2 separate regions of the Homo sapiens genome follow, and region 2 is linked to region 1. A link is an interaction called in ENCODE POLR2A ChIA-PET data of the cell type or tissue named here. Cell type or tissue: MCF 10A. All regions are shown on one strand.

Region 1 (2,500 bases):
AAGGCAGCTGGTGCAGAAACCCAGAAGCTGTTCCAAGTTGCATTGCAAAGTGGCATCGTGAGCTGTCTGGCACTGAGACAGGATGAGGAGGCAAGAGATAGAAAGTCAGGCAGGAGAAGGTGGCAGGGGTCCAGGCAGGAAGCAGTCTGAGTGTGAACAAGTGTCTTCGTGGTAGGGACAGATGGGAAAAGAGAAATTAGAGAAAATACTGCTGAGAAAGGAAGAGCCTGACTTCTTAACATCCTCTGATAAAGCATTTCATCGCAGCTGGTGTTCAGCAGTCCTTGTTTTTAATATGCTGACTGCTGCGCTCAATATAAAATGGCAAGGCTTCTGCTCTGTGGCCTCAAAGCTTAAATGTTACCCCAAAAGAATAAACATAAGACACTGTTCTAGGAGTATCAGAATGCCAGGGTTGCCAGGGTTGACTGAGCTTGCCCAGGTTTTATTCTGATTGTCTCTAGCGTGCCTTGGTGACCTAATAGCAATGTGGCATGTCTATAGCTGAGATGATAAGCCACTTTCACGTCACCTTCCTCATTTAAGCATTGTAACCACTGTGTGGCATGAAAGTGGAATGAATTCTTACGGTCACCATTACAAAGATGAGAGGACTGAGGCTCACCGAGGTTGGATGGCTTGCCCTCATTTGTAAAAGTGAGATTAGTATCTGGTTTTCTGTCTCCTAATGTTTGCCTTTTCTTTATTTACCAGAGTTAGTTATCAATGCTGACTGAGTGTGCACTCTCCTAGACACCATGGGGAGAGGCAGAAGAGGAAACCAGATATGATCCTTCTTCTTGGGACTCTCCTGACCTAGGAAAAGAGACAGATGAATGCAGATAACTGAGTCTATATACAGAGACTGCCACAAGCTCACACTTTACTGAATGTTCAGACCTAGTCATACATCCTAAGGGCATTGTTGGAAGCTTCTGGAACTAAGTCTCTGGGGATTTGAATCAACTCAGAAGACTGACTCATTCACTTGGCTGTGGAGGCTGTTCCAGATATTAGGAGCTATGTATGTGGAGCCCCGGATTTGGGCCAAAAGATGCATTTGACTGGAGAGAAGGGATTGAGATTTGAGCAGTTGTTGGACAACACAGAAATGAAACAGCCGTAGCAAACTTGCCTGCCGTGATTTCTCTGCTGAGATAATGGGACTTTTCAGACTCCCTGTAACTGAGATCTAGATAAAAAGAGACGTCTGGAAAAAAACTGGTCCCAATTGTCGCTTGGCTTTGCTTTCATAACTATCTGAGTGTGGCATATGTCAGACTTTGAAATGCTGGGTCTCTTGGAAATACAAATACCATCTGGGTCTGGATAATTCCCAGAAACCTAGGCTACTCAGTAGGAAATGAGGAGCTGGAAACATAATACCGAGACCAGGGGCTTGTCCTTGGGCCACCCTGTCTCGTGTCCTGGACACAGTCACATGACTCGTACAGAAAATGTCACTGGGAAGACACCATAAGGCTCATCTTTTCACGACACAGTGACCTCTGTTATGGACATCTTGATTTCTCTTTGAGAAGCCATCCCTCCCCCAGTGTGTATAGTCTAGCAGCCAAGTCCGCCTTGCCTCTGGCCAAGGGCAGCCTGAAACTCAAACAGGGCCCATCCCTTATCCCTGGATGGAAATCTTGAGCAGAGTGCCTGACGGGACTGAAGATGGCTGAAATTCCAGCAAGCAGACAGTGGTTCTCTGAAGAGGCTCCCCTCCGCCCACACCCATGAGTGTCTGCTCCCCAGATGCTCCAATCCTACTTCTCCAGCTTTACCTTCTGTTCCATAAGCTGCTTCATTTTCTTTCTCCAAATCCCTCTTTTGCTGGTTGGACAAAGATTGTTTCTGTTGCCTGCAATCAAATAACCCAAAAGGATGAACAGGTGAAATCATAAACATACTTTTAAGTGCCTGGAATATGCCTGCTTCTGTCCATCTTTCAACCCACTTGCATCAGAAGCCCCCTTGGAGGATGAGAGCCTGTCCTGTGAACCATGGTGGTTCAGAGTGGAACACAGCAGAGTGTGGAACACCAGGAATTTAGAGCAATCAGTGAAATATGATGTAGGCCTCTATGTCAGAAAAATTACTAATAAGCAGTTGATTATTAGTAATCAATAATAGCCTTCCCATTTTATATCGAGCACAGCAGTCAGCATGTTAAAAACAAGGACTGCTGGACACCAGCTGCGATGAAATGCTTTATCAGAGGACGGCCCTTGATGTCTATGTCCATTTGCAAGTGCGGCATTAATTACAAGGCTGGTTTAAGTATAATCAGTAAGTTTATATGCTGGATGCTCAAGATGATTTCTGGCTAAACATGGAATTTCTATTTCTATTTTCCTTATGTTAAAAGCCGGAACAGCAAAATGTATTCCTAATGTCACTATTATGACATTTACATCCCGAAAAGTTGCAGTAACTGATCAATACAATAGTGGAATGCCTGGAAACCTGTTCCTTTTTTGCTAAAAAAAGGAGGGCA
Region 2 (2,500 bases), 63 kb after region 1:
TAAGTGATGCTTGACTGTTTCAATATACAAGAAGAGATTTTTTATGAAAATTGGCTTACAAGATTAGGGAGGCCATGAAATCCCAAAATATGGCCTCTGCAAGCTATAGAACCCCAGGGCCTCTGGTGTAAGTCCCTGGGATAAAAAGGCTGGAGAATTTGGAGTTCTGATGTTCAAAGGCAGGGAAAGATGGATGTCCAGCTCAAGGAGAAAGAGAGAATTCCTCCTTCCTCTGCCTTTTTGTTCTATCCAGGCCCTGGATGGATTGGACGATGTCCGCCCACACTGGGAGGGCCATCTGCTTTACTGAGTCCACTGATGCAGATGCCAATCTATTTCTGAGACAAGAATTGTCAAATTCTCCTGGGCTACTCAAAAACCCCAACCCTGATCCCCTGAAAAGTGTAAAAGAAATGTGTCCCCTTTCTTTTTGGCACAGAGCCATGACCTTGGGCTATCACCTCCATCCCACAGTGTGAGGCCCTGTGGGGAGAATCAGAGGCGATTTGGGGAGAAGCTTACTACCCACAAGCATGGCACCATCAGGCTCCCTTGGCAAGCCTGAATCAGACTACAAGTCCAGGGAGACAGGCCCATTCAAAACAATCTGCTTTATGTGGATTTAAACTGCTGTCCCCTGAGGGTATCTTGATTGCTTTGACCTTCTGTCAGATTTGACCCACAGTGAACGACTGCGACCTAAATGACAGCCTATCACCTTCTGCATAGAAATATTTGATGACATCCCACTGCCTTCAGGATGAGTCCAAGCTGGAATAGAAATTAGAAATTGTGAAATTTACAAGCAGCAAGAAATCTACCTCTCAATTGTTAAAGATTTGCCCATTCTCTCCTTCATGATTGATTTGCTTAAAACATCCACCTTCCTAATGATGATGATGCTGATGATGATAATGATGATAAAAATAGAGGAAAAAATCAATTTAATAAAACAACAGTGCTCTAGCAGAAACTTGAATATAAAATGGCTTTTACTGGGAAGTTCTGACTTTTTAGGTTGCAAGGAACAAAATATCTTTTTTTAAAAGAAATCAAGTCTGAGTCAATCATCTTTGCCATCTCCCCATCCCTGGGATTGGCTCAGAAATAGGCACGTGTCTAAGTCAGGCCAATGAGACCTCAGGGGATGTTTTGTTGGGGCTTCTGAGGAAGAAACTGTTTTGCTCCTAAGGAAGAGCTCCTGAAAGAGATGCTCTCTGGTCCCCTGGGGTTATTGTGTGTGGACTGAGGCAGTCATCTTTTTCCTAGCTGGACCCCAGAGGAGGACAAAGTCCAGTGAATTGCAAAGAAATGACCCAAGATCACATTGGGTCTTGTGATATGACCTCTTCCCCCACTCAAGTGTCACTCACAGCTGTCTGGCATAGTATGCCTGGCACAGAGTCTGGCACTGTGAAAGTGACTCAGCCCAGGAACAAGAGGATGAGCAAATAGATGCCAGCTGAACCTGAAGATTTCTCAATGATTTTAGTTTGAACTGGTTTAACCTGGTGCAGGTAATATGCTTCCCAGACTGAAGTTCAGGGAAATATAAACCAAATTTTTGATGAAGAGACTTGGGTAGCATGTTGGAGAGAAGAGTGGCAAGAGAGAATGGAGGGAATGAGTGCAACAGGCCCTGGTTTGGTACAGTGCCCAGCCAGAATCACATGTGTGAGGCTGTCCAGGCCACGGACACAGCGTTGTCCTCCAGGTTTGTGCACACTGAGCCAGTGAGGCGCTTGCAGGGAGTCTGGAGGAAGCGTTAGAGCTTTATTAGCTTAACTACTTTACCACAGCCTAGATTGCATCCAAACCTGGGTTTTCAACAGCAAGCTTGCAGTGGCTTTCCAAAAGCTTGAGGCTTGTGTTTCCTTCAGTCAGAAGGCAAACTGTGCCAGGTACAGCTGAGAACCAGAAAACAACCATGTAGATTTTGAAACTTGCATTGGTTGAGAATTTTCATGACTTTCTGCTATATAGACATTCAGCCGCACTGTAGAGATAGGTTCAATCCAACCTGCAGGAAGCCTGGCTCTATCTGAATTAGTGGCTGCCTTATCTTAAGGGAACTTCAAAGTCCAATTGAAAAATGCTGGGCTAGATTGAACTTGAGCACTAATTTAGCTTGGACTAAGTTGCTTGGCCTTTCTGGGCCTATAGACCCCTCATCTACAAAGCGAAAGAAAGAAAAAAACCAACACTCAGATTCTTTGTGTTGAGAAATATCATTACCTGAAATGAAAATCCCAACAGCATTTAGAGAACAAAGAGCATGGGATCCAGGGAGAGCCTGGGATCTGAGTCCCAGCTCTGCCACTCACTAAATGTATGACCTCATTTAACTCACTATCCAGCTCTGAATCTGTTTCATTATTTCTAAAATAGAGATCATAAAACCTATGTTAAAATTTTAGAAGGATTAAAAAAGATGATATAGGCACAGGCACAGAGTAGTTCATCAATAACAATTCTATAAATATTTATTGAGCATATCCTA

Evidence for each region. Peaks named below come from ENCODE experiments on the same cell type or tissue, not always from the same donor. Only the 100,000 strongest peaks of a DNase experiment are listed, where the experiment ranks them.
Region 2: POLR2A ChIA-PET joins it to region 1 with 6 read pairs; 2 of 35 experiments call an interaction of 5 or more read pairs at or near these places.

What each region holds. Positions count from the first base shown.
Region 1 is chr12:105,741,042-105,743,541 of GRCh38, forward strand. CASC18 (cancer susceptibility 18) reads left to right here. Exons shown (of 5, transcript NR_110109.1): 5 at 715-2,500. LOC107984435 (a long non-coding RNA gene) reads right to left here. Exons shown (of 4, transcript XR_001749305.2): 3 at 1,788-1,864; 4 at 736-816. Among named protein-coding and RNA genes, the nearest start is that of CASC18, 38 kb to the left of the region's middle. RefSeq lists an enhancer at 1-159. In MCF 10A, no CTCF peak of the experiment used is centred here; a DNase peak (open chromatin) is centred at 970.
Region 2 is chr12:105,804,504-105,807,003 of GRCh38, forward strand. No RefSeq gene overlaps it. Among named protein-coding and RNA genes, the nearest start is that of CASC18, 100 kb to the left of the region's middle. In MCF 10A, no CTCF peak of the experiment used is centred here; a DNase peak (open chromatin) is centred at 1,418.